Regions from separate parts of the Homo sapiens genome. Here region 2 is linked to region 1. The links are chromatin loops, found by intact Hi-C in ENCODE. Cell type or tissue: heart right ventricle. All regions are shown on one strand. Each heading gives the region's core, and the rest is flanking DNA. Links, peaks and the distances in the headings are about the cores only.

Region 1 (10,043 bases), core at 1,898-9,897:
TATAGTACAACTGTTATTAGATTCCAGCCTTATCCACTATGTTTGAGTCTCTGCTAATGACCCCATATCTGATTGATTCTTGGGGTCATTCACCTGTATCCCTTAAGGCTTCAGGTCAGTTCTACAGGGATTCCTGAAGTGAGGACTTTCTCTCCTTATGTTGGGGCTCATTATTTGTCTTATAGTCCACCTGTTCACTTAAGTGCTGTGTGAAAGCTGTGGATAAGAGCACCAATGTTTTCTTATGCAGACCTTGGGATCTCAACCTGGCACACATGAATACATACCAACAATTACAAGACAGTTTCACTCCTCTTACCCTGAGGGCAACTCCCACTCCAAATCTGCCCCTGTGAGCAGGAAGAAGTTACAGTGGCTGTAGGCCTTTTTCCATTTCCATAACACACAGATTAAAAATAAGGTATGATGAAACCCAAAGGAGGGGGATTAAAACTGTCTTTGCAAAAATTGTAACAGTGAGAAAATTCTGACCTAACCAAATTCAGTCTTGCCTTTAACCTCCAAACTGCCCTTGGTCATTTGATATGGTTTGGCTGTGCCCCCACCCAAATCTCATCTTGAATTGTAGCTCTCACAATTCCCACATCGTGAGGGGGACCTGGTGGGAGATAATTGAATCATGAGGGTGAACCTTTATCATGCTCTTCTCATGATAGTGAATAAGTCTCACAAGATCTGATGGTTTTATAAAGAGGAGCGCCCCTGCACAAGTTCTGTGTTGCCTGCCATCATGTAAGACATCCCTTGTTCTTCAGCCATGATTGTGAGGCCTCCCCAGCCATGTGGAACTGTGAGCCAATTAAACCTCTTTCCTTTATAAATTACCCAGTCTCAGGTATGTCTTTATTAACAGCATGAGAACAAACTAATACACAATTTCTGGGTATGGGCCAATCTAACTTTGGGAGAACTTTATAGTTTAAATAATATCCCTTAAACTAAGCCATCTTTGTAAAACTAATAAAAGCCAAAAGGTTAAGAGAATTAGAGGGGTCTGCATTCTGCTAATATGTAGGTGTAAATGACTAGGAGCCATTATTCCAATGGATTTGCAACTTCCCTAATTATTCCTGTAATTAACATCACTATTGTAGAACCTACAATTGGCCTTTTGAGATGTTTTTTCAGGCTTTTGTATTTCTAATGACTGATGCCCCACTTGGACTCTCCGTCTTCACACATGGACCATTTTCTACACCCCTATGACTGCATCCCCAATCAATCAGCAGCTCCCATACCCTAGCCCCACCGCCTGCCAAACTATCCTTGAAAATCCCTACCCTGCAAATTTTCGGAGATTGATTTGAGTAATAACTCCATCTGCCACATGCCACAGTGGCCTCATATCAATTAAACTTTCTTTACTGCAAAAAAACAAAACAAACAAATACAAAAACAATAAAAAAGAAACCAAAAACCCCCTTTCTTCTTAATGATTTTCTTAATGACATCTGGGAACTTGTCTGCTGCATCTTGGTCAGCAAAAGATGTTTCCCCTGTTATCTTGACTTTTTCTTTTTTATGCCAAACCTCTTTCAAAAATTACCAAACCATCCTTTGCTGGCATTAAATTATCCAGCTTTAGATCTTTCACCTTTTAAGTTGCCATATAATGATTTTTTTTTCTCTCCGAGACTTTTCACCACTCTCTGCTCACTCTGTGGAATGACTTTGTTTTTTCTTGAATCATATTAGAGTCTACAGGTATGCCTTTCTTATAACAATTCTGCACCCACATAAAAACTATGCTTTCATTATAAGAGATTTTGCAAAAAGTACATGGTTTTTGCACCTGTTGGCATAGCTGTAGCTACAACATCATAAATTTCCTTTATATATACATATCTAATGGTCCTTACACTGGATTCATTTATCTTGAAATAGTGGGCAACCACAGCTGCACACCACATTCTACAGTACACATCAAGCAATTCAACTTTTTCTTTGTAATGTCATGACTTTTCTCTGCTTCTTGAAAGTACTTCCAGCATCAGGTAGTGGCATGCTAAATGTGTCCTTTGTTGTTATCCAAAGCTTATGAAATTGCACTAAACATGATGAAAAATACACAAGAACTTCAAGATCACTTTTTCCTGAAGGGAAGAACTGCTCACATGGCCATGATTATCACACAGTGTTTTAAGGAGATAATCACAATGCCTGAGCTCACTGCAAAAGCAACAGGAGGTAGCTACAAAATTATTACATTTGTATAGTATATATTACAGTTAATTTTACGTAGTTACAATTTAATACTTCTTCGTTATGTTTTTTTACATCTCTTGACTGCAAATAGCACCACGTAGTTTCTTAAGTGTCTGTGTGCATAAGTTTTGATAAATTTTACCTTTTTATAATAGATTTGTGCATATTTTATGGTAGTAAATGACAAAATAGACTAGTGTCTACATACATTTTATGCATTCATGACATGCCTTTTTCTTAATTTTTTCAATATTTCTAGGCTACTTGGTTCGCCTGTGAGTTTTTTCAAACCATTCCAAATCTTCAAAACATTTTCCAATATATTTATTTTAAAAACCCACATATAAGTGGACCTACACAATTTAGTTCCATGTTGTTCAAGGGTCATCTGCATAAAAGGGGCTTAAAACAGTGCTTGGCACACAGTAAGTACTGAGAATTAATGTTGGTCAAACCATAATAGAGGCTTAGAAATCCAGCCCCATTAAAACACACATGGACGTTTCTGATGCCTGCTTTTCACTAGGGCTCCACAACCACCTGGTCAAATACTGTACTGGAATTAGATATATGTCTTCTTCCATAGCAGCAAAATTCTTCATACTGAATTGAATTCTACAATTCTGCTCATTATGATAATAATTATTCCCTCTCCCACTCCACCAATTCATTCAGATCCTATGACCAAAATTAATGAATTCACTCCTCTAGGTTTTAGAATTATGTAACTGCTACATGTTCCCACTGTTAGGCTGTAGCAACACAATATATCATACCTTTTGGATTTCTTCAGGCAACGCATGCATGGGAATGTGATGATCCATAACTTCCCAAAATATGGTGAGAGAGCTTTGAAGCCAAAGGAAATCTAAGAACATTGATGGCAACAGTCAGAACAGAAATAATGTAGAGAACATTCAAATTAAGATGCTTTATAAACTCCTAGAAGTATTTGGGGATGAATGGTGATAACTGTTTCAACAGATGCTTATTTCATCAGCTCAATGTTAGAAGGTACAGTTAGGGTTTTCTCCGTTAGTTATTGGGCCAATAGAACAGGAGAGAACTATAGAGACTGCTAAGTTAGAAAGAATATTTTCTCTTTTGTTAGAACTTTATAGTCTAATAATTTCTGTTGTGATTTACTACTAATTGTTTTTCAAATACATAATGACTAAAATTTTAAATACACATTTCAGTGTATTTTAAAAATCAAATATTTTTCTGAAATGCTGCTAGAAAAAGTATGAAAATATAGTATTTTAGCAGATGAAAAAAGCAATTGTGGCATGAATGCTGGATTAAATGATGAAATACAGAAAAAGAGCATTTAGAGATACCATATTAAATATGATATGCAAACACTGAACAGAAGAGTGATCAAAAAATAAGAAGCCAAGTGCCAATTTTATCTAAGATGGACATTTATATAATTTTATGCAGATATTTTACTTTTAACAGATTTTCTTTTTCTAATAAAAGCCATTCAATATAAAGGTCAGTCACTACTTTCATAAAACCAGAGGATAAATGGAGGAGCACTTTGGGTTTTTTGTTTTTTTTTTTAAATCCTTCCCTCACGAGTAAGGGCTGTTTATACATATCTAAGAAGTCAGGAGAAGGGCGAGGGCAGTGGCAGCAGAGTCAGATGATACAGGCACAATTCCATAGCAGGGAAGAAGGCATAGACAAGAGCAGTCTAAGAGTTCAAGAAAGGAAAAGATCTTATGTTTCAGATGAGAGGTGGGAGTTAGTGAAGGCTTCCTGAGGTTGCTTGTATTCAATCAGGGCAGGATTTTGACAAGAGACTGGAGAAGCAAAGTACTCTATCAGAGAGAGCAACCCCGGCCATACAGCAAGGTAGCAGGGAAACCGTAGTTGTCAAAAAGTCCTATAGTGGCATTATCTTTGTAAATGGTGCAACCACTAGTGGAAGAGAAGATTCCTTGTTCCCTGTGTTAGCACAAAGACTCATTTCAGTGAGTTGCTGTTTAAAACCAAAAACTAATGAGCTTTATGTCTTCCCACATAAAACATAATATGACATGTGTGGTAAAGTTAACTGAGGTCTGCAATGGAGGTACCATTAACCATGTCAACATAAGCCCAAACATAATCTGATGTTTGGCAGATTGTCATAATCATGTGGCAAGAGCCCAGAAGGCTCATTATTCTCATTTCTGTCATTTAATGGTGGATTTGCCATCAGTAAAATGAAATAGTAACTTCAACTCTATTGGGAGAATTTTCCAAAAAATTACCATCTAAACATCCTTTTAAAATTTCACCCATAAAGTTATCTGAGAGCACGGATCTAAATGACAGTATAAACAAAGCACCAGTAGAACAGTTTTTGTGTAGTGCCTTCATTGTCTGTGAATCTATTCCAACTTTATGGCCTTAGCATAAGAAGGGGAGGAATTGGCAGGTTCTGATTATCGGGGGGAAACTAAAAATTAAAAGTCCTGCCAACCCAGAAAATGCTCCACAATGCAGAAAGACAACAATTTTATTAGGCATTCAACTAGACTTTGATGCACATCACGGCTAATCTGCTAATGAGGTTACAAAGAGAGAAGGAAATCCCTCTTTTATACAGCCAAGGAGACACAATCCATTACACATTCTCAAGGAAACTGGTAACGTGTCCTCATGTAAGAGGGCTTAACATAGTGTTCTATACATTCTTTTATATTTCCTCTTTAATTCATCTGGTAATTGGGGTAACCACCTGTGTTAGCTAACGGCTTTCCTCCTAAGTAATGCACAGCTCCATAACGAAACAGGTGTTTACAATTAGGAATAACGCACCTAGGTTAAACTCCCAAAGTGACAAGGAGACTGGGGCCCTATCTTCCTTGATGTTTACATTTTAAAGAAATGGCTTCCAGGTCCTCAAGAAAAGCATTCCTAGGTCTTTAAAAACATTTGCATACATATTAAATAGAGGAAGCATTCACAAATACTAAGTTTCTCAAGAAAAAAGAAGGGTCTTTCCCTTTTGGCAACAGGGAAAATCTGTAATTTTTTAAATTTAGTCTTACATAGTTTTGCGTGTGTTATCAAACAAGTCCCTTTAATCCTTTCTCATTGCACGTATGTGGACCGCACTTTGGCAAGAGGTGCAGTGATAAGTGGCTGCAGCTACGTGGGTGTTTGTGAACCTCCTCTCTAACAAGATCACCGAAAAGACATTTTTTAAAATGCAGACACGTCCTTGTTCGTTTCCAATTCCGTTTCTCACACTAGTGTCACGTCAGGCCATTAACTCACGTTCAGCTTTCAAGCCCTTACGTAAAGAACCATTCCCATGGCGTGAATCACCCACAACGAGCAGGTCAGGGGCAGGTGAAGGCGGGAGTTCACATCCTAAGACTTTCCTGAAGCGGCAGGCTCTTCCACACAGAAACCAACCGCAAGGCCAGACAAAACTGCTGGAATGGCTTTCAAATCTGTCCCTTTCTAACCCCGTTCCCCCTGGACCTGCAGTGGCCGGAAGAGGAGGAGGAGGAGGGTGCGGGGGTGAGGAAGCAGAGCCGCGCGTTCCCCGGGGCTGGGAGGAAGGCGGACCGCGCCTGGGCCCCGCGGGCTGGCAGACACCAGGAAGGGGCCGCAGAGGAGCGTGGTGGCGGAGTCCAGACCCGGGGCCTCGTGCTCTCGCTGGGGCGCCGCGGCTCAGCTTTCTGGCTCTCTCCCCGGGTGCGAGCACGCCTCCACTCCGGAACTGCATTTGGAGGACCGGGTCATCCCAGGCTGAGGAAAGCCATCGTCCCTCACCTCGACTTCGACTAGGACGGGTGTGAAACGGCTTTCCCGGTCTCCCGGGCGACCGCGCCGCCAGTCGGCTGGACGTCAGGGCGCGGCGACGTCACGGCCCACGTCTGTCGTCAACGCTCCCCTGCACCGCCCAGGGTCTCACGCGCCGGGCGGAAGTGGGAAAACTGGTGGTGGGGCTCGGAAGGCTGGGCTAGTCTTACGCGGAATGCTGTGAGAGGGAGGGAAGGGGATCGAGGGATGAGGTGGGCGAGAGTGGGTCGGGTGCTTGGTAGCGACTGCTGAGATGGAGGGAGCTGTCCCAGCCTCGTGGGGGGTTGGAGAGAGGCACTGCCGGGAGTCGGGAGTCGGGAGCCTATAGCCCTACCTATCACCCCTTGCTCTGGGGCCTATGTGGTAGACACAGCAGTGAGCAGTTACTGTTCTTGAGCAGAGGAAAAAGAGATGCCTGTAGAGGTCATGGGTGTAAAGGGAAGTTCTGGTTTCAGTCATTACAGCCAGGACAAATTAATTGGGAAGGCGTTGGTGACATTTCCATTCTAGTCCAAAGTAGTGAAGATTAAGGGCTTAGTTCAAAAAGTATTTTGAGACCTCCTAGTCTACACTTTATTTATCGCAGGCTACCCACCCTTACACGTGACTAACTTCCCTTTGTTCATACATTCATTCATAAAACAAGTATTTATAGACCTACTACGCGACAAGCAGAGCAGCATACCGAGATAGGGTGATACTCTGTGACTGGTCAAGGCAGGAGCAGCCATTGGTGTAATTAGCAGGTGACTCATTCGTAGTCCAGATCTTGCCTTTCTGAGGATTATATAAGGTCGAAGTACAGTTCTTCCAAGAACCAAAGAAAACATCGATGGCTCTGTAGCAGGCAAAGAGACTGGTTTGCTATTGAATAAAATAAGATTAAGTAAATACAAAGAAAATTAATTGAACCTATAGATTTAGAGAAGTGATTAAATGACGCAGAGCAGTATCGGTACACCAAACTGCTTATTGATAACTACTAATTAATGACACCAGGAAGTACTGAACACTAGTGCCTTGTTCCTTGGCACTAAAAAGTCTAGTAGATGTGGCTGGGCGCGGTGGCTCGGGCCTGTAATTCCAGCACTTTGGGAGGCCAAGGCGGGCAGATCACAAGGTCAGGAGATCGAGATCATCCTGGCTAACACGGTGAAACCCCGTCTCTACTAAAAATACAAAAAAGTAGCCGGGCGTGGTGGCGGGCGCCTGTAGTCCCAGCTACTTGGGCTACTCGGGAGGCTGAGGCAGGAGAATGGCGTGAACCTGGGAGGCAGAGCTTACCCTGAGCCGAGATAATGCCACTGCACTCCAGCCTGGGCGACAGACCAAGACTCAGTCTCAAAAAAAAAAAAAAAAAAAAAAGTCTAGTAGATGTATCTTGTACATTTAACCTGACTGATATTTTTGCCCCAATGCCTACCCTTGATTTTCTGTTTCCACTCCCTCAAAGAAGAAAGGATTAAGAGGCCTAGAGGACAGTCAACCAAGTGGTCAACTATAACATGCTTATGAGAAGCCCAAATAACTTTCAGAGCTATTCATCCTCGTCATATTTATCTGAGAGATAGTGAGGGTAGGACTGCTCTCATTTTGTGATAATGGAAGTTTAGATACAGGGCACCAAAACTGGTACCTATCTGGGACAGGAATTTGCACACCTAATGCAAGATCACTCTGTTCTGAGGCTAGTTTTCTTTATTGAGTACTTTGTTTATAGGATAAGGAAAGGCAACACTTTAAGGATGGGAGAAAATCCAGCTCAAAGGCTGCAGTTCACTCCTTGGTTTAATTTCATCTGTGTTTATTTGTCTGCATATTGCCTTTGAGACCAATTTCCTTTCCACTGTAAATTTCCCTTAGACCTGCACTGTCCAGTAAGGTGGCCTCATGTAACTAATTTCACTAAAATGAAGTATGTTTAAAAATTCCATTGCTATATTGCATTAGCCATATTTTAAGTACTCAGTAGTCATGTAGGTAATGTATGATACACCATAGATACTGAACATTTTCATTATCATAGAAAGTTGGGCTGGGCGTGGTGGTTCATGCCTATAATCCCAGAGCTTTGGCAGGCTGAGGCAGGAGGATCTCTTGAAGCCAGGAGTTTGAGACTGGCCTGGGCAATATAGTGAGACTCTGTCACTATAAAAAAAAAAAAAATTAGCATGGTGTGGTGACACACACCTGTAGTCTTTACTCAGAAAGGCCTAGGTGAGAGGATCACTTGAGCCCAGGAATTTGAGGCTGCAGTCTATGATCTGGCCACTGCACTCCAGTCTAGGTGACAGAGCCCGACCCTGTCTCTTAAAAAAAGAAAACAAAGAAAAAGAAAGTTGGAAAGCAGTAGACCCCAGTAAGAATTTCAAAGGATAAGAGTTAAGTTGTGATGAATGACATTTTTTAAAGCGTAGCAGCAAAAAGTGTTATTCCTGAAAGAAGATAGTGCAAAGGAAGTGTTGTGACAAGATGTTACAAAATAGGTTTAAGAAAAAAAAAAAAGCCACGAATCCTGTGCCCTATGTTGGTGTTTTGTCTTGGTCTCTCCCTTTTCAGGTTTCTCACTTGCCCTCCCTCTGTCTTCCCACCCCATTACTGTCCATACTAGAATTGAAGTACAATTTAAAATAATCCCATCATTGGGCATATTAAATAAAGTTTTGGGTTACCCCATTAGTTTTTAATTGAGCTAATTTTCACTTTTTACTTCGACTTTTAAAAATTATCCAGTAATAGCCAAATTAAGCTGCTGTTAACTTCTTTTTATGACCCTTTATTCCCCGCTCCCAACCCCGTATTGTCAGTGATCCCTGGGGAAGGAAATGCTCTCAGTTTTTGGAATAGAGACGCTCTAAAGCGACTAACCTAGGGCTTTCCACATGGTCTGCAGAACTTTGTGTTGGTTTATGAGGACACAGTGTCTGTGCTTTTGTTACTGTTGTGAATTTACATAAAATATGTATCCAGCAGGGAAATGTCGTTCTTCACTTCAAAAAGTAGTTTTATGCTCCCTCCTTTGTTTCCTCCTCCCCCACCATGAAAAGCATGTAGAAGAGGTATGTTGCCTGCAATTCTGATAAAAATGTAGGAACTCTATCCAAGCGAGAGGCGACAGCGTGCTGGCAGTCCTCAGAGCCCTTGCTCGCTCTTGGCGCCTCCTCTGCCTGGGCTCCCACTTTAGTGGCACTTGAGGAACCCTTCAGCCCACTGCTGCACTGTGGGAGCCCCTTTCTGGGCTGGCCAAGGCCAGAGCTGGCTCCCTCAGCTTGCAGGGAGGTGTGGAGGGAGAGGGGCGAGCGGGAACTGGGGCTGCGCGCCGTGCTTGCGGGCCAGCTGGAGTTCCGGGTGGGCGTGGGCTTGGCAGGCCCCGCACTCGGAGCAGCCAGCCGGCCCTGCCAGCCACGGGCAATGAGGGGCTTAGCACCCAGGCCAGTGGCTGTGGAGGTTGTACTGGGTCCCCCCGCAGTGCCAGCCCACTGGCGCTGCACTCGATTTCTCGCTGGGCCTTAGCTGCCTTCCCGTGGAGCAGCGCTCGGGACCTGCAAGCCCGCCATGCCTGAGCCTCCCACCCCCTCCGTGGGCTCCTGTGCCGCCGGAGGCTCCCCAACAAGTGTCGCTCCCTGCTCCATGGCACCCAGTCCCATCGACCACCCAAGGGCTGAGGAGTGTGGGCTCACAGCGTGGGATTGGCAGGCAGCTCCTGTGCAGCCCCAGTGCGAGACCCACTGGGTGAAACCAGCTGGGCTCCTGAGTCTAGTGGGAACTTGGAGAACCTTTATGTCTAGCTCAGGGATTGTAAATACACCAATTGGCACTCTGTATCTAGCTCAAGGTTTGTAAATACACCAATCAGCACCCTGTGTCTAGCTCAGGGTTTGTGAATGCACCAATTGACACTCTGTAACTAGCTACTCTGGTGGGGCCTTGGAGAACCTTTATGTCTAGCTAAGGGATTGTAAATACACCAATCAGCACTCTGTATCTAGCTCAAGGTTTGTAAACACACC
Region 2 (11,515 bases), core at 1,341-9,340, 100 kb after region 1:
ATCCTGATTAGAAGAGGGGGAGAGAAGGGAGTAAGGACAAGAAGAAAAAGAAGAAAAGGAATGAAGGCAGGAAGGGTTGGTGGACAGTTGGCTACTAGTCACAGATAAGCAAGAGGTCTGGCTCCTAATTTATATTAGCTTAAACCCAAAACATTTCCTCCTTTGCTAGGATGCTCTACCTTTCTTAAGATAAGCTTTACATTATTTCTGAGGGGAGGAGGGATAACAAGTTGATTTAAAAAGTTTTCCTTTAAACTGTGGAAACAAGAAGTCCTTAGCAATGCCACGTCTTGCCCTGACATTCTTCAAAGCTCTTTATGTTTTAGCCTCATGTTGAATTCACTTTTACAATTTTTGTTGCTATAATAACAACATGGCTTTCTTTCACTCCTTCAATTTTCAAGTTGCTTTATTCACTATAAATCATCTCATCAAAATATCTAGGTTTTTCCCATGTGAAGAAAAACATTGGGAAAAATGGGGGATAGAAATTTAACCATTAAATTCCACCTCTCCCCCAACTCTGTCAGCAGCCGCCAGGACCAAACACAGTGCATCTTCCATGCCCTACTTAGCACAACAGACACCACCATCTCAAATTATTTGCTGGGGGCAATTCAGGCTTCCACCTGAAGAACCTGGATAAGTGCCCACAGCCGCTGGCTGCCCATGGCCTCTCAGAAAATAAATGCCTTCCAGGGTAACTTTCTGTTCTTTCTGTGTGAATGAAACTCACCAGTCCCGGAAACTGTTTACACACATTTGGTAGGTCATTCCTCCCTTAAAGGGATGTGAATAAAAAGCCAGAGAAAAGGGCTCTTTCTCTCCCAAAGTTTGCTGATTGTCTCTCTCCTGGGCCACCTGACTCCCCTTAGCCTTGTGCCTTTGTACAGCTGGTGTTGACATCAGGTTAATTACACGGTCCTGTGTTTACACGTGGGTCTCCTGAAAGGCTAGCAGCAAGTTAGCTGTGCGGAGGCAAGTTGCAAAGCTCATTTCATTGACTTGCCCTTACGTCTGAAATGGACTTTTCCAATAGTGACTGGTGAATGATTCACAGGCATCCCTAGGAGACAAGCACATAGCATCATCCCTACTTTGTCAACAAAGAAATGGGCCAAAGTGGGAGCTGCTGGTCCAGGGGTGCACAACAAGTGTCTCAGCAACAGGGTCAAGTGCTACTCTTGAGGCTAGGCTCACATTCATCTGCTCCCACCCTGGGTGGCTCTACTGCCTCTGGACAACACATACTCTTGGGGTATCTTGCAAGCTTGACAGGGAGAAAACATTAATATACATATGAAAAATGAAGCACTGGTTGAGGGCTAGCCCCTTAGCTCTCTAAAGGCTCTAGCTCTGTATCAGAACGACTGTGGGCCAGCCTTTCGTGCCATATGCAAATGAAGCTTCTTGAAGGCAGGAAATGATGATGTTTTCTTGGCTGCTCTATCCCCAGGGCCTAGACCCATGCATGGCTCAGGTCAGTAGGGACTCAATAAGTACTAGATGAGTGATGAATGAACCTTGACTACATTATGTTAGCCACTGGGGATAACAGCTGGGCCTTGCCTTGTTGGTACCCCTGAGAACCCTGCACTCCTCTTACCCACCTCAGTGAGAAAGGACATTTAAAAAGGCTTGTGACTGACTGTCTCTGAAGAAATCACAGAAGATCTGATCATCTGTGATTTCTTCAGAGACAGTCAGTCACAAGCCTATTTATAGCCATTCATAGAATGGCCTCTATGCCACAGACAAAGTACAAATATATAGAGGTCAGATGATTTGTTCACACTCCCTCAGCTAGGACAAAATCTCAGATCTCCTGACTTGATACCCCACACTGGGTTTTAAAATACAGTTTTGCCTCAGGGTTAGGCTATAGCTATAGCCACGCTGGCTGTCCACAGGTCCTGGACTGAACAGTTATGCAGAAGATTTAGAAACTACAGAGAAAGCCCTATCCTTACCATTGTGCCCTCAGCCCTGGAAAACTGAGTCGACACACAGGTTGCTATGAGATATCATTTGAAGGGCAGACATTGTGAAGACTAAGCCAGTCTTGGCAAAATGAGCATTTGTAAGGGGCAACTCAATTAGAGGGTATTTTGTTTCAGAAACAATCTTGGTGGTTCATATGAGTGGGAATCTAACAGTGCTCCCCATTTCACATGCTAGGAAGTATGTGTTTCTCTCCTCCTCTTTCTTCAGGAAACTTAATTGTAGGAAAATTCTTATTTTCTGGATAGAAAATCCAAGGCAGGCAGATAGATATTTGACAACTTCCATGGAAATATATTGGGGAATCTTACTTATGGCAGAATTCTAGCATTACCTCTTTTCAGAGTCTTGTACATTTCTTAAATCCAAATGTGTAGCTCATTTTTCTGTGAAGGGTATTTTACAAAAGAGCTAGGGAAAATATACTAAGTGAAAAAGTATCAACCCTTTGGATCAACTTTGGTCCTTATATCTTAGAAATCAGGTGATTCAAACAAACCCCAAAATGCCTCTGGTCACTCCCAATTCTACATTGTCTTTTCTTCCAAGCTTTGGAGAGGGCAGCTGTTCAAGTGCCCAGGTCTAGAGGGGTCAGAACTTGGTACAGCCCTTAGAGTGAGGGTCCTGTGTGACAATCAGGCCCTTTTGCTAAGTGTTAAATATTAATATTTGGAAGTTTCTACTTGTAGAGCCTGAGCCTGAGAAGAAACCACTTGGCAGACTTGGAGTTCTCCTAAACCAAGTGCTGCTGGTTTGTCCTACACAGGATCACCCAGTCCCACCACATTCTTCCACAAAGTCAGAAGTTCACTTAGATGGCTGGGCTCACTGAGATTATAGCAGAAAACTCTATGAAAGGCTACTAAGAATAAATTTCCTGGAGGTGGTACGTCTGACTAGAAGAAGAACCTCATTTGTCAGAAGAACCTGACAAAGGAGGCTGTCTTTAGACAGTGCAGGGATGGCTGCTTTCTCCTCTGTCTTCAAGTCTGGATGACCATGCCCAGGAGTGTCTTCTCTATAGGGATGATTAGGAGCAGCATTTCAGATGGAAGTGGGTGCCAGCTGGACCTTGAAGCCATGCTTTCGTAGCACTTCATATAAGCTTAAGAAAACACCAATTGTTCATATAAAGAATTGGGGAAGGGGGCCCAATGGTGATAAAGTGGGCCTAAAGTCCCAAAGCCACCCCTTGGCACGGGACTGATGCCTAAAAGCCTAGATGCAATTTTTACATAAGAAACTGAGCAGCAGACTCTCTCACTATTCTGAGAAATTCACATTTTTCGGCAATTAAGAGGAACCTGCTTCAGGTATTTAATTAATCAAAACTGAGAAATATTTTCCAGCGGGAAAATTCACATGGAGTCTCCTCTATCTTTCAGGATATATAACGTCTAAAAAACTCAAATGACATTTTCATGTCTTCCTGGTGCCAAGCCAGTGAATGGGTGGTGTGAAATGTTTATACCAACAGTCATTACTAAAGTTTCCCACAGGGCTGAATCCAATTAATTAGGCCTAGCTAAACCTGTCAGCCACACCCAGGACCCAGCCGAATAACCTTTCCAGGATTTAGAAACACCCCTTCGACAAACACTCATTTATTACTACCTGTATTCTGTGAATCACTCTGCTGCAGATACTGCCTGACGGAACTTCCTCAAAACACAGTGCTTCATAGACTAAAAGTCAAAGACCTCTGCTTTTTCATTTTAAAATGTTGTTCTTCAAACCACTTTACAAATATTAATGTATATTTCATTTTCACTCATAGTTTGCTCAGAACCAAGAATAATGCAGTTTATTTTTCTTCAGGTCCTAATCAAAGGACTGGATAGTTTCTACCAGCACCATTTGTTTTCCTTGAAATTGATGGGAACCTCTTTTTCCTCCCCCAAACCCTGTAGAATATACTCAGAATGTATTAGAAACTCTTCTGAGCCTGAAGCCTGTGTCTTTCTTGGAGGGCTCTGGAAAATCATTCCAGAGCAAACTTACATCTTTTGGTACCATTATCTTTGGACCCAGCGTTTCATTCAATATACATTTATTGAGTGTTGATTAGTGCCAGGGTACTGTTCAAAATGCTGGGCAAACAATATGAATGCTTCCTGCTTTCCCAAGACTTCTAGTGGTGGGTGGCTGGTAGGGGGAAAAATAAGCAAATCAACAAAGAAGCAAAGTAATTGCTGATAGTGGCAAGCAATATTAAGACAGCACAAAGGATAATGGCCTAGAGAGTGAGGATGTGAGTGTTGAGGTGGTCCGGGAAGCTTTGCTGAGGGTGTAGCATTTTGAGACCTGAATGATAATATTATGCTAATTGTATCACATTCTGTTACATTTACTTTTCTGTTTTTAAAGCAAATCCACAAGGATATAAAGTCAAATGAACAAAGAGACTGATTAGGAGACCATTGTCCTCTCATACTATTTTTTTTTTCTTTTTTTTTTTTGGTGGACAGACGTATTCAGGGAATGCTGGTAAATTGGTTCAGTCTCTAAGGTGGGCAACACTGTGGTATCTATCCAAAATTAAAATGCATTATCCTTTGATCCAACAATCCCACTTCTAGGAATTAAATCTATAGAAAGAATGGTACATATGCAAGTCAGGGGCTGGTTAAGTAAATTATGGAACATCCATATGAGAGAACACTTTTCAGCCATTAAACAGAATGAGGTTGGGGTCCAAGATAAATTGTTAAGTGAAAAAGAGCAAGGTGCAAGAACTATGTGTTTTGTTTAATATGCTATAATCTTTGGGAGGATATATTAAAAAAAACTGATAACAGTTTTTGCCTCAGCAGGGGTTAGGGGAGAATTAGAATTAGAAGGACATCAAACAATACTTATAACCTCTGTATGTCCTTCTGTAACTTTCACATTGTTTTTACTGGTGCATATATTAGCTATTTAAATAAACAGATGTTTTGCAAAATAAAGCATTGCAGTATAAATAATTACAGATATATTTTATCCAAAGTTCTTTCCATGTGTATTTACACATCACATTTTCAGCTGGAATAAATTTTAAATGTTAAAAGGGGAAAAGCTCCTAAAATCAGTTGTGTAGTTACCTTCTTGGCTGGCCCAATATATAGGCATTTCTCAGCCCGGGCTTGAGTATGATGGTCTTTGTAAGATTGAGCTTAGGAAACATTTCAGGAAAGGCATTTTCTTGTGGGATAGATATCCTCTTTGGAAGATAGTGCACTCATTTCTGATCCATTGAAAGATTTGAATAACTAACTTGACCAATATTCTGATAGAGAATTGGAAAAAGTTGATTTTTTTCTGAAAAACTTTCCAACGCATATATAATTTTTCCTCTTCTAAGGTAGGGTAGGCCTTGGTTTCTAAGAATGAACTTGCTCCAGCAGAAATGTTTTTCTCAGTTCTCACAGCTAATTTATGTTCTGGACCACTTAAAATTACGGATTGATAAGAGCCTTTAGCTACCAGTAAAATTTTAAGAAACACGATGGAAATCAAATGTTTTTTAGCTGTCTGTATTTTGAGCACAATCTCTGTTGCTTCCTACAGTGCTATGCCAGGGAAGGACACCAAATAATACTTACAATCTCTGCTTCTTGTGGAAATAAAATCTGTCTCCTATTAAATAAAGCACTTAAGCACACACAAGTTTTATTTGAAAATGTCCCATCGATAATCTGAAAGAGCCATGGAAATGACATTATCTATTTTAAAAATGCATTAAATATGTATCTAGTGGAATTGTGAGAAATTAAGTCACTTGTAAAAATTTCCATCTACTACAAGCTGGATGTGAGAATTTGCACAGGGGCAGAGCTTGGAGAATTGGCAGAGTGGCCTACAGTTTGAGTCCCATTGGGGCTGCAGGAAAGAGAAATGGCTCATTACAAAAAGCTATGGTAACACCCCAGAGAGCAGCTGCATTTGGAGCTGAGTCAGAGAGCACAACCTGACCAAGAAGGGGAAAAGAGGACAGAAACTGCTCATCATCTTGTTGGCAGAATCTTTGAATACTCCATTCAAGAAATGAATGCTATCAGTTGGTGGCAGAGTCTACCCACTCTGTGAAGTAGGGTGCAGATGAAAGGTCTTTCTGAACACCAGCTTATTGGCCATTGGTCTTCCACTGCGTCACAAGCCCCAGGGGAGAAAGCCAGAGTCAGTATTGCAAGAGGTCTTTCCAAGTGTAGGCCTTTCCCAGTGCAGGCCTTTCCAAACTCAGGCCTCTTATGTGTGCTGACAGAACCTGGTCGTAGGGGAGGAAGTTATCAAAAAGTGGGTCACTAGAGAAGGCTGGGCTAGCTCCACATCAGGGTTCCTTGTCCTCATGATCAGGTTTCAGGGAAGGCTTTTATTTTTGTGGCTCTTAACAACACACATCCTCTAGTATTCTTGTGGGAGGGAGGGAAAGTGATGCCATGTGGGCACTAGATAGCAGAGGTGGAGAGAGAAAAACCTGAGAGAGACAGAGAAACAATAATTCAGAAAGAATTCTACAACTCAAGACTCTGAAAGGAGCTCCATCCCAAGGAGGGACTGCTCTAATACAGGCAGCAAATATGCCTTGAGAGTCCTGTGGAGATCTGCGTGACAATTACGAATAATCTTGAATTTTGACTTGTATTTTCCACCTTCTATTTTTGACATCCCTCTTTGGAGTCACTCAGTTGAAATCAGATGACATTCCCTATGAAGCTTATTATGTCTCTAAGGTCAAAGTCTTTACTACTAATGATTTAAGCTACAGATTTACAATTTCTTGTAAGAGAAATTGAGTTGGAAAGGACAGTAAAGATCTGCCCCACTATTTTAAAGATAAGGAAACTGAGACCTAGAGGGGTTAAGTTATTTGGTCAAAGCTCTCAGAAAAGCTGAGACTAGAATTCAAGCTTTCTCTAGGCAGAGTCCTTTGCTACTTGAAAAGTAACACTACTTTCCTGCTTTCACATTCTATTCACATTTCTATTCATTTTGTGTCAAATTGTGTGGTCCATTTCTCTGTCCCAAAGAGAACAGAATATGTTGATTCAGCAGGAATTTCCAGAGGGGGTTAGGGGTGGGGACCTACAAGGGCCTACAAAACTTAATGTGATCAGAGGAATCTTCATTGACAAATAATGTCCAGATTTACAAATACTTGACACATAGAAACTGACTCCAGCTCAAACTTATGAAATAGAGAAGATAGAGTTCCCCTTTGTCTTCAGGGGAAGCCATGGCTGCTTAAGGACAATGCACTGTCAGCTCGGTGATGTCTTGATTTGGTCTGGGATTCTGCACTTAGTAATTGCAGACAATACTCATGTGGTGCCAAGGAAAAAGAAATTTGGCATTTTCCAGTTCAATAAGTCTAAACAAACCACATCACTTTACATCAAGTAGATCATGTTTTACCAGAATTTTCCAGTTTGGCAGTCTATCTTGATCAAATCAACTAAATTATTGCCACTGTGGCTATCTGTGAAAGAACACAATTAAAAAAATCTGGTGCCTTATCTTATACTCAGGTAACACATCTCCTAGAGATGGTGAAATACACCATTCTGCTGAGTCAGAGTGATTTCCTCCCTCCTTTACTTGGGAGTGGGTCTGTGATGCACAGTGACACTCTGGCAGACATAGACTATATTTTGATGTGTCTGTCTTAGTTCATCTAAAGTTAAACTTATTCCTTAAGAATGGGTCCCAAATTTTCTGCACCTCGCTGTGGTCTCTGCAGTCATTCACTAAGGAAAAATTATTTATTCACTGTTTGACACATCTGGTTTCTAGACCTTGTCTAGATAGACCTTGTCTGGATGGTGATTAACAAGTTTGACCAAGAGCCACAGCCCTGTTCTGTTTCTTCGTCCATTGTTTCATCTCTGAAACACTTGAACTTCATCCTTGAAGGCACCAAGCTATCACATTGGTGCCTCACATCTGAAAGTTGGATAAAAGACAGTAAAGGTCCTGTGTACCTTTACCATTTTTACCTCAATGACCTGCTTTTGCAGGCAAATGTGCAGTAGCTTTAAGCCAGTATCTTGAAAGTGGGGTGCATATAATGATCAATTGAGATGAAAGACAAATATTATAACATGTTTATATTTATTTTTATCTTTAAAAAATGAAAAAATGCTGTTTCCTCATATTTTAACACTCTCATTGGGGCTGTCTGTTGAATGAGCACATATCATGTACAGTAGGCATAGTACCCTCCAGAAAGAATGAGAGGTTCCTGGAGCAGAGGGAAGTATCCACCCTTTTTTCCCTTTCAAGGTGTTGTAACATATTGCATTTTGTTGGTTCTTGGTTAAGTGGGTTTAGGATTATATAATTTAAATTAGGGGTCGGCCAACTATGTTCCCTGAGCCAAATCTGGCCTGCTGCCTATCTTTGCAAATGAAGTTTTACTGGAGCACAGCATGCTCATTCTTTTGCATATTGTCTATGGCTGCTTTCAGACAATGGCAGAGTTTAGTAGTTGTGACAGAGACCATATGTCCCACAACACCTAAAAGATTTACTATCAAACCCATTACAGAAAACATTTGGCAAACCTTGTCCTAAATAGTTCCACTTTTGCAAAATGTTATAAGACTGTGGGGGCGGGGGGGGGGGGTGATGAGAGTGGGAAGGAGAATTGTACCCATGAAAATCTTTACATTACACCCAGGTTATCTCACGATATTTTTATTTTATGAGAACACATATCTCAAAGTTGCTGACCTTTTTTTTTTCCCCTGACGACAAGCAGCTGATTCTAGTGACCTAGAAGATATTTTGGGGAAAAATAAAAAAAGACTCAAAATTTAAACTGTCTTTTCAAGGTAAAAGGACATTTTTAAATAGTGAGAAAAACATATGTAATTTCACAAGAAACCTACTATGAAAAATTCTGAAAAATAAAATTTTGATATGTTTCCATTTTATGTAATTGTTTCTTAAAAAGTATTATCACATAAAAATGTCCACATCTGCATTCTTAGAAACACTTGGAAGCAGAATTTTCATTTAAATGCTATCTAAATGAAGACTTTCAGTAAAATTTGAAGAGATATGTTAAAAATATAAAAATACGTTTTTCTATTAGTTTGCAAGAACAACTGATTGACATCTAGAACTATGAATATTTCCTAGCTGATTTTCAACAGAAATTTTTGCTTAAGGAGATTAAGAATGAAAAAGTGGTATTATGATTTAGTAAGCTCAGCCAGTGATGGGCTTCTTCCATTCAGATGTGTCTTTGGGATATTCTTTTTCCAGCTACTATTAATATTTTTTAGTGAGAACAAAAAAGCATTTTGTGTATATTTAATAAATATAAAAATACATTTCTTTTTAAAAAATCTTATCTTTTATTTTATATTACTTATTAATCTATTTCTTAATTTATTTCTATTTTTGTATTTGTTTTATAATGTATTTATTAATGGAAAAAATACATATCTAATTTATGAATATATAAATATACATAGATTGGAGTGGATGCTCCCAAAGTTTTCAGTGATAGAAATTTATAGTCAAAATATTTAGTGATCAATAATTTGTAGTGTGAACTTGAAATTTAGTAGATTTAGGTTTAAATAGGGCTCTGTCACATATTGGCTACATTCTCTTGATTAAAATAATTTATTGTATGTTTTATTTTCTTAATGGTAAATTGAGATAAGGCACATAAGGCACTTAATACAAAGCCTAGCACATAGTAAATGTTCAATAAATATCAGTAAATATAATTATTGTACCTATATATCTCCAAGTTCTCCAGCTTTCCAGGGTCACCCTTTTCTTTAATATTTCAATAAAATAATTCAACTCCTCCCATCCCACTTATGGGAAAGCTACTATATGCCCCTGATTTTTTTGTAGAAAGTCCTGTCTGAGTACATTGAGAGTGCTATAACAAGTTACCATAAACTGGGAAATTATAAACAACAGAAATTTATTTCTCACAGTTTGAAGTCTGGAAAGTCCAAGATTGAGGTGCTGGCAGATTTGGTGAGGGCCCACTTCTTAGTTCATAAGACAGGTATCATCTCGCTGTGTTTTCACATGGCAGAAGGGAAGAGGGAGCTCTTTGGGGTCTCTTTTATAAAGACACTAATCCCACTGAGTGCTCTATCATGACCTAATCACCTCCCCAAGGCCCCACCTCCAAATACCATCATACTGGGGATTGATTTCAACATACGAATTTTGGGAAGACACAAACATTCAGCCTAGAGCAGTACTTGAATTCTTCTGCTATGTTAGATTTTTTCTGGTTGCCTAATGTCCCTCTCTTGGCTCAGTTCTCTATCACCTGCAGGCTTATCTATTCCTAATCTATATGACTCCAAGAGTAACTATTGTAAGACTTTCCTTAAGACTTGTGGATAACACAGGGTAAATACAGTTAAGAACTGGAAAGAATTTACAATCTAGGCATCAAAACAATGCCCTTCCTAAGTTCATGCACTGCTGCCCATTGCTGGGAATGTCTTAATAATTCTGTCCAGTGTTGAGCCTGGCCTGTTTCCCTGTTGTTGGTACTATTCTTTTCCTTTCAGAAAACTTTCTGCCTTTCTAAATGTTTCCTGAATTCAGAGCCCAGCCCCCAGTTTCTCAGACTACTGCAGGCTACTCTGTTATGCCAAGGCCATGAGTACAGCTGCAGTCTGGGCACTAAACTTCTCCGGGGGTGCCATTCACACTGACAACTGAATAATGAATGCTCCCTGGAGTTGTACAGTAAGATAGCCCTGCCTCTTTCCATCAAGAATGGGGTGAATGCGAAAACTCCACTTTCAAAATCAAGAAGCCCATTAGCTAAGAGTATATTAAATAAAAATGCCATTCACTATAGGTCGCTATCTCTCCCCAAACAAACAATAAATAAAAGCTTTTGACTCCAAAGTTATTAGATTGAATTATTAGGCAGAGATCAAGGTCAACATTTTTGTACTTCCCTTCTACAAGTCTCTGTGCTGGAACTGGGTCAATAAAACATTTATTAAACCCCTTTCTCAATCAACTCCTGTGTGTCTAGATTTCCTCCCCTTTTCACCACCACCGCTGCCAATAGCAACAATACTATGATTACCATCACCATCATCATGACCTGCATGATCGCCTTGACCATGAACATCACCACCTCCGCTACCACCATAACCATCTCAATCACCACTATACAGCTGACTCTTGAAAGACACAGGTTTGAATTGTGCAGGTTCACTTACGTATAGATTTCTTATGCTTCTGCCACCCCTGAAACAGCAAGACCAACCCCCCCTTCCTCCTCCTCCTCAGCCTACTCAACGTGAAGATGATGAGCCTCATAACTTTGTGAGGTAGGTACTGTTATTATTCCCATTTTACTGATGGACATTTACTGAATGATGATCCAGTTCCAGTTAATAAATAGTGAATATATTTTCTCCTCTTATAATTTTCTTCATAACATTTTTTCTATGGCTTATTCTAAGAATACAGTATATAATACATATACAAAATATATGTTAATCAACTTTACACTATCAGTAAGACTTCT

What was found. Hi-C counts contacts between places; a loop is a spot of excess contacts. Peaks named below come from ENCODE experiments on the same cell type or tissue, not always from the same donor. Only the 100,000 strongest peaks of a DNase experiment are listed, where the experiment ranks them.
Region 2: it touches region 1 in a loop (1.9-fold over the local background); 4 of 110 quality-filtered maps call a loop at or near these places.

Annotation. Positions count from the first base shown.
Region 1 is chr3:156,822,337-156,832,379 of GRCh38, reverse strand. LEKR1 (leucine, glutamate and lysine rich 1) reads right to left here and starts at 6,027. Exons shown (of 13, transcript NM_001004316.3): 1 at 6,004-6,027; 2 at 3,003-3,094. The coding sequence starts at 3,050. RefSeq lists a silencer at 4,886-5,180 and an enhancer at 5,495-5,554. In heart right ventricle, for the core only: no CTCF peak of the experiment used is centred there; a DNase peak (open chromatin) is centred at 6,079; H3K4me3 peaks cover 1,834 bases; H3K27ac peaks cover 2,176 bases.
Region 2 is chr3:156,717,932-156,729,446 of GRCh38, reverse strand. No RefSeq gene overlaps it. Among named protein-coding and RNA genes, the nearest start is that of TIPARP-AS1, 48 kb to the right of the region's middle. In heart right ventricle, for the core only: no CTCF peak of the experiment used is centred there; no DNase peak of the experiment used is centred there; H3K27ac peaks cover 901 bases.